Linked DNA regions of Homo sapiens: region 1 is linked to region 2. The links are chromatin contacts, found by Hi-C or POLR2A ChIA-PET in ENCODE. All regions are on one chromosome and are shown on one strand. The core of a region is the stretch at or near the end of the contact, and the rest is flanking DNA. Distances in the headings are between cores, read along the strand shown. Region 1 has its middle 46 kb from the start of LINC02898. Region 2 holds the start of LINC01914 (long intergenic non-protein coding RNA 1914).

Evidence for each region. Hi-C counts contacts between places; a loop is a spot of excess contacts on that map. ChIA-PET counts read pairs that join two places held with the same protein, here RNA polymerase II (POLR2A).
Region 1: a map of uterus shows a loop between it and region 2 (2.1-fold over the local background). The contact joins the enhancer-like site here to the promoter of LINC01914 in region 2. A Hi-C loop is called at or near these places in 1 of 168 maps with a recorded cell type or tissue (uterus). POLR2A ChIA-PET finds 5 or more read pairs at or near these places in 2 of 52 experiments (A673 and BJ).

Annotation. Positions count from the first base shown.
Region 1 is chr2:41,996,818-42,003,373 of GRCh38, forward strand. No RefSeq gene overlaps it. Among named protein-coding and RNA genes, the nearest start is that of LINC02898, 46 kb to the left of the region's middle. Within about 2 kb of position 2,199, at least 8 of the 41 ENCODE cell types and tissues checked have a DNase peak (open chromatin) inside an H3K27ac peak, as active enhancers do; they include uterus, where a contact is called at or near this core.
Region 2 is chr2:41,932,217-41,938,546 of GRCh38, forward strand. It overlaps LINC01914 (long intergenic non-protein coding RNA 1914), which reads right to left and starts at 1,507. Exons shown (of 3, transcript NR_110263.1): 1 at 1,060-1,507; 2 at 1-16. LINC02898 (long intergenic non-protein coding RNA 2898) reads right to left here. Exons shown (of 4, transcript NR_161189.1): 4 at 3,152-6,330. LOC124905996 (a long non-coding RNA gene) reads left to right here and starts at 5,092. Exons shown (of 3, transcript XR_007086296.1): 1 at 5,092-5,171; 2 at 6,325-6,330. RefSeq lists an enhancer at 5,095-5,689 and a silencer at 6,153-6,330.

The sequences.
Region 1 (6,556 bases), core at 949-3,448, 65 kb after region 2:
GCATCCACGCTCACCTGGGCTTCCTTTGGTTTGCCTCATTAATCAGCTCCCCAGGTCATCGGCACGTCTCGCCTCAGGCTCACAGGTCTGGTTTTTGTATAATACACATTTCCCCCAGTTTTTATTTCATCTGTTTTTTTCAAGCAGCCTTTCCATTATTTCTGAACATTTGAGTTAAAAAAATGTAAATTACAGACGCCTGCGGATTGACGTAATGTGAAAAGAAGGCGGCTGTTTCCCCTTCCTCCAAACAGGGGACATGGCTTTTCAAACTAATAAACCCCTTAAACCTCATGAAGCCCATTTCGACCTTTTTAAATGGCTACTTTCAGAAGGGGAAGGGAAAAAGCAGCAGCGGGAGAAAGTGTTGGGGCCCGTGTCATGGCGGGAGAGGGAATGATCCCAGCTCGTGCAGATGGAGTCTGTCCCTTCCCTCAGTCGGAGGTCGTAGCCACCAAGAGACTGGCCATGCTGAACCTTGGAGGGGAAAGCCCACAGCATGGGGACAGGCCTCTGAAGTCCTGGTCGGAGGAGAGACTGAGCAGATGCAAGAGAGAGGAATTTTGTGGTACGGGGGGTTCTGGAAAAGGTGAGAGCAGAGGGATCAAGAGGGAAATAGGAGGGATCCACTTTGACACTGTGGCTGGGATTGTGGGTGGGAGGGCATTGGTGGGAGCAGGGGGGTTGAAGCTACCGGGGAGGCGGAGCCAACATTGCCTGCCTTCTCTAAAAGCAGGGATTGAATATGGAGGAGATCATGGAGTTGGAGTTATGGACAGTAGGGAGATCTGAAATAGAGCAGTGAAAAACTCAAGGGGACAACCAAAGCCGAAGGACTAATCGACCTCTAACGTGCAAGACTCTTCTGTTTTGAACACTCAGAGAGGACAGGCCCACTTAGTAATCTCTAGGGTTAGAGTCAAGGATTACTTTTCTCATTCCAGAGGGCTCTGGCTGTCTACCCAGGCATTGGGTCCTGTTCTGCCTACAGCCCTGAACCAAGCAGAGAGTAAGACACATAGGAAGTATCCAGAAATATTTATTGAATGAATGAATGAGCTAATATATGAATGGATGAATGAACAAATGGAATGAGCAGTTTCTAAACAACTGTAATCCTTCTGACAGGAAGTGCGGGTGCCTTTTCTCCAAGAACACCAAGATTATTCCCCCAAAAAACAGCACTGCCATGTACAGTTCCACAGGTACTAGGGATCCAAATAAAATTTTTTCCTTTCAAAGCAGCCTATCATTCAGGAAGCAAAGCATTCTAATAATAATTGAGGAGTCTGTCTCTTGCTTTGTCTCTCTCCAGAGTTCAACCATCTGGGATTTGAAAATTAGAGAAGGCAGAAGGGACAGCAAAGTCCGCTTGGAAACTCCCTGGGGAGAAGCTGGCAGGGACCACCCTGTGCCTCCCCCACGTGTTGAATATCCTTGCTGTTTAGAGGCTGAAAACAGGTCTTTGAAGTTTCTGGCTTTGCCTCCAGCAAATCGGCCACAGCTTCCCTTATATTCCAGGCTGGTTTGAAAATAACTCTTCCAGTGCCTCCACCTCCCAATCCATGGAGGAGACTTAAAATTTAGCAAGCTTAGCCCTTCCCTGTCACACTCACATCAAAGGACAATGCTAGGGACCTCCAAGGGAAATACTTCCGCACCCCAGAACCCTGGGAGTCACATTTCCATCTAGGCAGCTGCAGGGGAATGGAGGAAATGTATCATACGAGCAGAGGCAACTCTGGAATCAGCCCTTCCTCTACTGAGGCCAGGGAGACGGGTTGCTACTCAAAAGGAAAATGTAGGTGTCCCCTGCAATTTGAACAGGCTGTGGATGTGCTTTACCATCGTCATGCTACTCTGGCTTCTAATTTAGGGAGCAGAGGGTAAGGCCTCTAAGAGCACAAAATCTTTGAGCTAAACGGCTTTGAGTGAAAAGTACAATCACTTAAAAAAAAATACAACCGCTTATCAACTTTATTCAGCTCCTATTTAGACGTGAAAAATGCTCCAGAGGGAGGTTTCCTGAGCAAAGGCCAGGATTTACTGTGTATTTCCCACAAACAGGGCTCACTGGTTCCTTCTGTGAGAAATGAAACCCAGCGGACCCACCCAGCAGGCCTCACGGGCAAAAAGGAGTCTACACCAGATTAAAAAAATCCACTTCAGGACTTTTTTACTACTGGAGTGGGCTGGAGAGCTGTCAATGGGCAGGAAAATAGCACATCTGGAATGCGGCTCTGTCCCCGTGCTGGCTGGTATAACTCAACATGTACGTCAGATCTTTTTTTTTTTTTTTTCTTTAATGGCCAAGATTTATCTGGCTTCTATTCATTTTTTAAGTCCAGGGTGAATATGATTGTTAACTTCTATACTTTTACATTTGTGTAAATTAAAAGCCATATTTCACTACTGGGCAGATGGCTTGCTGCTTGCTTGCCTTAAATGTAAAAATGGCAAAGCTAAGCACTATAATCCAAGACATGGATTACCCAACTCACCCAGAAGATACTAAAAGAGAAAGATCTTGTGATTTCTTCACCAAAGCTATATCCCCTTTGTGCCTTTATAAAATCTAGTTCTAGAAAAGTTGGCGCCAAGATGCTCAAACTGCAAGTAGACTTTTGGATTAATTTAGTCAGTCATGTTCTGACTGTGGCAACGAGAGGCTATTACAGGCTTTTTTTATTATTATTATTTGATTTTATTTTTTTGTAGCAAGCAAATTGGTTTGTAAAACAGATATAGCCGTTTTAACTCCTAAAGAGATTTGGAGGAAAGTGAGTGGATCCTTCCGGAAACAGCCACCTCTTGCTTTTTTTGGTTGGGGTTTGACATCCGTTTTTGAGCACAAGGGAATGTCTTTTTCATGGAAGTCCGTACTTGCCATTTTCTCTTAAGTTAAAAGCAAGAGCAATATAATAAACGTTTGCTAACAACCCCCCACATACTTAGATTTATTGGCTAGTTAAATCTTTAATGGTTAAAGTTAAAAACCTTTTATTTTAAGGGCTTGGGGATTTGCACAGCTGGAATGTTGCATTTTAATATATTCATATTGGAATGGAAAAGCCAAAGTGACCAGCACATTGACTTCTTTCTTGGATGTCCCAAGCTGATAACAGGCATAGCCTTGCCCCACGGCCTCCCTCCTCACCCCGAGCCAAGTCCAAAGAGGGGATGGGAGAAGGGGAGAGCAAGCATGCTACAGGGGCCATTTTGGGTGGCTCCCTTCCTACTTTCACTCTCCTGTTCTTGATCTGCCCTCGAAACACTGAGAAATCAAGGAGTCTCTACATTCTGATTCTGCCACTCAACTGACCCATCTTGGCAGGGTCACACTCTGCTGGTCTCACCCTTCTGGGAACTCCCTAATTTGGTCGTCTAGATTAGAAAGGCGGTGTGCAGCAGCAGTGGTGAAGGTGCTAGGGTCATTAACTTGATGAGGGTTGATAATGTGATGAAGGGAGATGGGAGAGAATGGAAGACTACCAAAGCACAATGGAAGGACATGATTTGAGATAAGAGGTAGGAGTGACAGAAGTGACAAAGGGTGGTACTGATGACATCTAACCAAATGCTTACTCTGTGCCAGGCAATTTCAAGTTGCTTTACATGAATTATTTCATGGATTCTCCAATCTAGTACTATGTTGCCCTTATACAAATAAGGAAACTAAGGTGTAGAGAGCTAAGCAACTCGCCAAGTCTAGAAAGAGATAGACCCAGGCAATCTGACTGGACAGACTATAATTTTGATGGAGGCTTCAAAGAGATGGGGATGGGAATATGAGAGGCCTTGAAAATTGAGAGGCATGAGTGTTCAATCACTGCTAAAGCAGAACCAGGAAGGATAGTTCCATCACTTTCAGGAAACATGATTATGAGGAAATGCGCGTTCTCATGCACATCCCACAAGTGCACACCGCCACTTCGTCCCAGTGGTTCCTCATGCACCTTAACACACAGAAGCATGTTCTGACAAAGATATTTTATGCACTCATCTACTCACTTCACAGACACATGCTTCAGAAACACTATGGCACCAATGCATTCACACAGATGCGCCAACATTCACACTCACATCTTCTGGCACCACATGTACACACACATGCACACACACACGTGCACGCTGAGGGGGATATGAGATGCAGTTATCTCTTGATGATCCCTTGGGATTCTGCCATGCCTTTGTTTCTCAAATACTGACTGTTGTCTGTCCTACTGACAATGATCCACCTAGCCAAGGGTGGATCCTAAAGGATGCAGGATAAAGCACATGGATCAGATGGCCAGGAACACAAGATGATCCAAAGGCTCCCAGAAACAGTAGAGATAAAAGAATCTTCCACCCATCACTTTCAGTCTCCCATCCTAAGGGTCTTGGGCTCTCACCTTGAGAAGAGCCAACCCAGCCTTTGCTAGTGGCTTCTGCCATTAGGGCTTAAAGGTCAAAGTTGGGGTCTTTGATCACCAAACAGGATGAACGCTGCAGACAGCAGGCATGTGGGTCATTCTTGCTAAGGAAACTTGACTGCTGAGCCCAGGAAGAGAACACTCAATGGAACACAACAGGCTTCCCGTGAATTTTCTAGCTCAGAAACGTTAATATTTCTCAGATGGAGGCTCACAACGTTCACAGGGTTTTCAATTTCAAGGCCATTTTTGCTTTTTTTAAAATGGGGTTTGATGTTCTCTGCACAAACATAGGTTTAACAATTGACAAAGCACCAGACATCCTACCTTGGCACTTGTACGTCTGTCCTGCAGGACAGTGATGCCACTCAGCTGGTATTGTCTGCAAAACCATGACTCTCTGTTCCCTGGCACAGAGACCTTGCCAATTGCAGGAAGTTGGGAAATAAAAGAAACTTTTCAAATAAAAAGATGTCAATTTAACAGCCAGGGACCTGGAAACAGATGTTCCTTGCCTAGACCAAGAGCCGCCCACCCGCCCATCCGTCCTCCGGGTTTTCAAAGTCACTTCTTGTCAGGTGCCCTGGTTAAGAGGGAGAATTAACGAGCTGTGCTCCATTTTACGGCTGCCGTCTGATGTGGGAGCTGTGTGCGGAGCACTCCGCGGACAGGCCAGCTCAGCCCCAGCCCTTCCTCCAGCAGTTCAGCCTGGATCAAAGCGGAGAGCAGCTCAGCTTTTATAGCAAAATGATTAAAACCACGTGGGGCTTGTTTCCTCACACGTGACCTCCCGACAAAGTGCAGAGCGGGGAGCCAAGGAAAGGTGAACCCAGGGGTCTGTAGGCCCAGGGAAGAGTAGGACCCACGATGCAGACACATACCAAGTAAGCACAGACGCGCATGCGCACTTGCTGCTTTACACGGACTAAAATAACACACCCTCACACGCATAAATAAATGCTCTTTCCCTGCAGGTGGAAACGGCCCAGAATGAGCAGCCAGAGGCCTAATGGGCCAGGTTAGCTAGGACCACAAAGATAAGTAAATAAATACATAGTTCCTAGTTATTCAATTACGCCTAACACTTGTAGAAAGTACTACTGAATTATACTTGCAAAGTAAGGCCCAAATATCCCTCCAGCATATGGACAAATAATCTCTCACCTATCTGTAGTCTTCGGCAACTTCACCACACCTGAAAATTACAGCTCCCTGATGGCAGGCAACTTTGCCTCTAAATTAATTGATTTGATCAAATGATCACCTGGTTGGTTCCCTTCCCCTGGTATTCCTGCTTAATCTCCTCCGCCCAGCAAGGACTGGGTTTACTGGCAGAGGCAATGAGATGTCGCTTCCAAGATTAAGTCACCAAAGGACTGTGGCTTCCTTCTTAGGCACTCTCTGGCTTTGGGGGAAGCCAGATGCCATTTTGTGAGCTGAATGAACTAGGAGAGCACCACATGGCAAAGAACCAAGGGAGACCTCCAGCCAACAGCCTGCGGGGAATGGAATCCTGCCAACAGCCCCTGGAGCCAGAGTAGAAGCCGACCTTTCCCATCACGACAGGATAACTGGGCCGGGCGCGGTGGCTCACGCCTGTAATCCCAGCACTTTGGGAGGCCGAGGCGGGCGGATCACAAGGTCAGGAGATCGAGACCATCCTGGCCAACATAGTGAAACCCCATCTCTACTAAAAATACAAAAAAATTAGCCGGGCATGGTGGCGCATGCCTGTAATCCCAGCTACTCGGGAGGCAGAGGCAGGAGAATCCCTTGAACCAAGGAGTTGGAGGTTGCAGTGAGTCGAGATCGCGCCACAGCACTCTTGACTGGCGACAGAGCGAGACTCCCTCTCAAAAATAAAAAAAAGGCAGGATAACTGCAGCCCCAGGTCACACTTCAGTTGTAGTCTTAAGAAAAGACCTAAGCTGTGCCTAAATTCCTGATCCCATAGAAATAGTGAGATAATATTTGCTGTTTTAAACTGCTACGTTTGGGGGCTGCTACGTGATTTCTTGGGTAGCCATAGGTAAGTAATACACCCACCTGGCTCCTTTTCCACCACTGAAAATTACAGCTTCTTCAATCTTTTCTCCTTTCATGGGCTATTCCTGTGCAGTCAGATAGAATTTACAACAAGC
Region 2 (6,330 bases), core at 257-2,756:
CACTCTGTCCTTCAGCCTGAGAGTGAAGAGAGAAGGCAAGTAAAACAAGGACCTCCTGAACTTGGCCAACACCCCACTCCTGCTGCCTCCCACCCCACCCAGCTCCGTTCCTTGGCCAGTGAGATAATGGAAGGTTCAGCCCTTGCAGCTGACGTGGGGTGGGGAGCAGACGCCCACTCTGGGCACTTCCAGCCGACACTGACCTTTCAGTCATGGAAACATTCCCCAGACTGACACTAATCGGGGGCACATCTGGCGTTTGGACTGCATCCAGATGGGGGTTTGTGTTAGTCGAGTCAGCATGATAACCCGCTGGGGAGGGAGGGAGGGAGGGGAGAGGACACAGCAGCTGAGAGCAATCCCCATCCTTGGCTGCGTGAGGGAGAGGTGGTCATGCTGCGGCCAGTGAGTCATAGACTAGAGACCACCTAATTCCTGTCCACCCCTGCTCTCCCTGCTCCCTCCAACAGAGGACAAACTGGATCCACCCAGAGAGCCAACTCGCCAGAGTTCCACAACTGGTCAGCAGCAGACTACAATCTCAGTGTCCCGGCTCCCATTCTATCGCACTGCCCACTTTCTACACTCTCTCAAAGTGTAGTGTGTTATTTCAGGATAAAATATGTGCCAAGGTGATGAAAAGAATCCAGCTGTTTCTTCTCTTTCACTTCCTGTGATTTGTAAAAGCATAAGACGATTTTCCAAGACAGTGACAAACCACCATCGCTCACACCCATTCCACCCACCCCAATTCTTTCATCGTAGCTTCTTTTCTGGATTTGGAAGAAGAGACCGCCCTTTGTGACTGGTTCATGGACTTTGTCAGAAATCAACACAATGTCTTATTCTCCCATCCCTAGAACAAGCGACTGCAATTGGGAATAAGACTTCATAGTATAGAAGTTCCAGCCATACAGGTCAGGAATGACAAAGTGTCTTGGCCAGCTCTCAGCCTCTGCCTTTACAAAGTCTGACACCTGTTGCAGTCACGAATTGCACTGCTAAAGAGGTAATCAAGCAAACCAAAGCCAGGATAAAAGGGATTATGTCTCCACTCACCCACACAGAAGGCTGTCTCCAACTGCAGAAGGAAGTTCTTTCCATGGCCGCTGGAGCACCCTCCCCACTTGTGGGCACCATGGTTCAAGTCTGCCCCAGTGATCCTCTCCTGTATAAACCTCCAGGTACAGATTATGGAAATCAGGAATCTCATCCAGCTGCTCAAATAACAAAGAGGTTAGCAGTATCTTCTAGTATGAATAATTGTAACTGCAGAGATCTGTTCAGCCTTTATCCTTTCTTAAAAACCTAAAGAGAAACAAGGAAGCAACCCAGGTAAAAGCAAGACAATGGTCAATGGTCAGCTTCCCAAGGCAGGTTTCAGCTTCCACATTAACTAATCAGCTTGCAGAGCTTGCAGCACCTTCTACATCCAGCCTCCATACAAAGGACAACTATCATCCACCAACCAATTTAGTCCTCTTCTGGAAGAATCAGAAAGAAAAAATGTCTTCACTCCACTTCTCCTACCCTCCTCAAGATCACCTCCCTCCCCAAAGCCCTCGCTTCTGTGGTCCTCTCTAAGAAATATGCTTTATCCACTCCGACGGGCACAACAGTAGTAACTGAGACAGGAGAATGACCCTCTTCCTTGCTTTAGGGAAGTTATCAGTTCCACCCTCCTTGGGAAGCTCTGTGATCTCTGAGAAGAAGCTCACAGACACCATCACTCTACCTAAGCCAGTTAGGGTCTCTGCTCGTGCCAGCCCCTTTTTTCCCCACCAATGAGTTGGTACAAAGCCATTTCATGTTCCATGCCAAACCAGTAATTCGCAATACTCATCAAAATCTGCCTCCGTCCACTGACTCAGCACTCCTGCTTTCCTAGCATAGCCAACCTCCCTAACACCCTGACATCCCGGCCTTCAGTTTCACTATTTACATCACATGAGAGATTTGGGTTTCGAAAGCCAATTCCCTCTGAAGAGAGTATGCAGATGATTCATCTTCTCTGAAAAAACTACCCATTTTTGCCTTGATATCCATGCCAAAAATCTCCTGAGATGGGGCTCAGAGAGGACAGAGTGGGGGAGTCCTGTTACAATAGGAGACCACTGTCTCAGTTTCCAAATGAAAAAGATGACACACTGTTCTTGGGACACTGCTTTGCCAGGGTGTCCTGCAGAAACCAAGGAAGCTTCCATCTCAGAGCCACTGTGGACACAGCCTTGGATCACCGTGGAGCCTCAGACCACACTGACTCCTCCCTGTCTCCGCGTCTAACCCCCTCTCACACTGAGAGATCTGACCCACCACAGACATCCCCTCTGGCCTCCTGAGTGGTTTCTTCAGCACAGCTTCCAGAGCCAAATTAAACGTTCACTCTATGTCTATAGACAAAAAGGGTTTTGACTAAACTCTGTGTTTTAGAGAGGGAGTTAAATGCTGTTAACTTTTTAGGGGTGGGCGAGAGGGATGACAAATAACAACTTGTCTGAATGTTTTACATTTCTCCCCACTGCCTCAAGAAGGTTCACAACGAGGTCATCCATGATAAGGAGTAAGACCTCCCAGCCGGACTGTCCCTCGGCCCCCAGAGGACACTCCACAGAGATATGCTAACTGGACTTGGAGACTGGCTCACACTCCAGAGAAAAGCATGGAGCACGAGCGCACAGAGCAGGGCCAAGGTCCCAGGGACAGAATGTCTAGGAGGGAGATTGGGGTGAGGGTAATCTGATGCAATTACTGTGGCAGCTCAACATTCAAGGGAGGGGGAAGAAAGAAACAGTCCCTGTCAAGTAAGTTGTGCAGCAGAGATGGTAAGCTCCAAAATTTGAAACTTTGGCTGCTGGAAAGTTTTAGGGGGCAGAGATAAGAAGACATAAGAGACTTTGAGGGTTTACTACACACTAGACGCTCTATGCATTTATTTATTTATTATCTCTTATTTATTACTTTGTATAACTCTTATAATAATCTTATGAAAACGGAAACCCTCATATACCCATTTTACAGATGAGAAAAGTGACAATTTTGAGAGCATAGCTAAGAATAGCTAGTAAGTAAAGGAGCTGGGACCTAAACCAAACCCTATCTCACCAGAGTACACACTCTTTTTTTTTTTCCAGTGTAATTTTTTTTAATTTTTATTTTACTTTAAGTTCTGGGATACATGTGCAGAAGGTATGGTTTGTTACATAGGTATATGTGTGCCATAGTGGATTGCTGCACCTATCAACCCGTCATCTAGGTTTAAGCCCCACATGCATTAGCTATTTGTCCTGATGCTCTCCCTCCCCTCCCCACACCAGACAGGCCTTGGTGTGTGATGTTCCCCTCCCTGTGTCCATGTGTTCTCACTGTTCAGCTCCCACTTATGAGTGAGAACGTGTGGTATTTGGTTTTCTGTTCCTGTGTTAGTTTGCTGAGGATGATGGCTTCCAGCTTCATCCATGTCCCTGCAAAGGACACGATCTCATTCCTTCTTAGGGCTGCATAGTATTCCATGGTATATATGTACAATATTTTCTTCATCCAGTCTATCATTGATGGGCATTTGGGTTGGTTCCATGTCTTTGCTATTGTAAATAGGAGTGTACACTCTTGACCACTACACTGGAGCAACAGGCCCTAGAAATAGTGACCATATTCATTAACCAATTAGAAACTAGTATGTGGAGGGTATTGGGAGGAGGCTTAAGACTCTGAAAGATAGTCTGGCTTCATTTTAACCAGGGAATTAATCATCCATTCCATGCAGCATCATTTTCAGAAAAGGCATTCCCTGCTGCTCACCCTAAGTGTTTGTATTCTATAGCTAGATAGGCCAGTGTATAACCACTCCTTTTTTCAACACTTCTTCCAACAAAAACAAAACAGAGCATGGCGAGCTGAGCTTATTATACTCCTTACCACGGGCCTCTGATGTTCCATCTGTTAGTAGGATACCAATCCATGGCTCCTCACTTTCTAGGAGTCTCAGAGGAGACAGTAGGCCCTGGAGACACCCATGATACAAAACCAGAGCGAGATGAAGACGCTCCACTCACCTCTCCCCTCATTCTTGCCCAGAAAATTTGCTCTATCTTCCCCATTTTTTACCCTGCCCACATTACCCACCACAATTAGACAAAAGGCCTCAAGAAGTCTGCAGAGGGGCAGGATGAGGGCAGGGGTCAGCTTTCCTCTTTCAGTTGTTTTCTGATTACTTTAGACTTGGTCCAGCCAGGAAGAATCCGTCACTCTCAGCAGGCAGTGGGTGGGGAGAGGTACCAGCAGACTTAGAAGTATATATGGAATGTATTAAACCGTGGTGCAAAAAGAAAGGCCTGAGAAGCTAAACCAAAGAGGGAGATGCAGTTGCACAAAGTTAGGGGATTGAAAGAGCCCCCAAGGTAACAGAAGGTGCAACATAGTAAGAATTTTAAGAGGTGATAAAGGTAACTTGCTGTCAAAAGAGGCAGATATTACTAAAGAAACAAGTGAAATTGATTCCTTTCTCAAGCCACCATAAAGGTGAATGGCTACCAGATGGTCAGACAGAAATACCTGTCCACAGGCTGCCGGAGAGAAAAATAAATGCAAGAAGAAATCAGATCCTCCTCTGAGCAGGTGAGCAGGAAATTAAAATATCTGTACACTGACCACAAAGTAAGACCACACATGGTCATGAAGAGGCTGTTCGGAAGACAGCAAGAGTGTAAGTTAGCGTCTATCCTGTCTGCTGGCCCACACCCAGAGAGCCTAGTCACAAACCTCCCAGTGTCAGAGGAAAAAGCCTTTGCTGAAAACCCAGCAGTGCCAACAGGAATAAAGATGGGACAGCAGAGACCCAGGCCACTATGGGAAAACCTAGATCACATCCTAGAAGAGTCACTGGTCCAAGTAACAATTCCTTGAGCACTTGCTATGTGCCAGGCCCTTGGCCGGGAGCTCTTGAAGTGTTTTTCTAAGTGTAGGCAGTTTCCGAAATGGCTCTCAGTGATTCTTGCCTCCCATGTAATCCCTTCCTCTAAGCGTGGGCTGGACTTAGGGACTTGGTTCTAATGAATAGAATATGTTAAGAGTGATGGGTTGTCACTTATTCCCATCAAAAAATCTCCCTGGATTTGTGCTTCATAGACTCCCATCTCTCCACTCCAGACATGCCTTTCAGATTCTGGGCATCGGTGAGTAAATCTTCTTCCTCTCTTTGAATAATCATCTCTTCTGTGGGCTTGTTGCTACATTTCTCCCAGAAGACACACACGTACACACACGTACACACACACACACACACACACACACACACACAGCATGCAAGCACACCATTACACCAGGAGGAGGAGGGAGCTCAGCCTCCTCTTGCCATTGTCCTGCTCCTTCCCAATCAATCTCCTGCCAACCACAAATTAGCATTACACAGGCATTTACAGTGCAGCCTCCAGGGATAGATAGAAGCTGCTAATCCTTAAGAAGGGGAGCTGGTACAATAGCAAGTGGCCTGTAGCCTCATCCCCGCTCATGGGGTGTTCCTGTGAAGCACATCTTGCTCCTTTGTGAGCTGGCCAAGTCAACCACAGATGGTGGAGTCACTGGGCCTTGGGCAAAGAGGCGACACTGGAAATCTAAGGAGCACCAAGCTTTGCAAATGCCTGCATGACACACTGTTCGATGACTCTATTTATCCCCAGCAGATGATCCCTTTGGGATAGATTCCTTCTCAGAGCTTCCAGCCTGGTCTTTTGTCAGTGCACCCTTCCATTTTCCATTTCTACTGGTTAACATTAATGAATGGCTCCAACTGGGACCAATCCAGCGCATGAAATCCCCTGGGGGGTCAAGTCTGTACTTCCCACCCTCTCAGCAACTTGGATTAACAAAGCTGGGGTTTGTTTTGTTTTATTTTTCTTAAGGGATTGATTTGGCCCTCTGAAGTATGATTGAAAATCCCTGATCCCAAAGGAAGGCAGCCCTGGCTGGGTTCCCAGGGTCGTTTCTATCCCCAGGCATGGTCTTCAGGGACCCCAGGGGCCTCTGATTGCAACTCTGCCTGCTGAAATCCCAAGAGCTGGCTCTTGCAGCAGCCTCCTCTGAGGCTCCCTGCTCAGCTCCTGGGCCCTTATCCTGCAGCTGGGTCTGGAAACCAGAGGAGCTTGCAAGAGGCGAAGCCTCTTATCACAAACATTTCCTGCCTATTCCCGCCTGACCCCGCATACCATAGCCCTTCCCTGGCTAGTTGGGCCACCAACGCAGCCCTCACACAAACGACTTGAAAGGCAGGGTCCCCAGACTCCTCTCTACTCCAGATTCTTCTCCATCCACACTGTCTCCTTTCTCCAGGGAGCT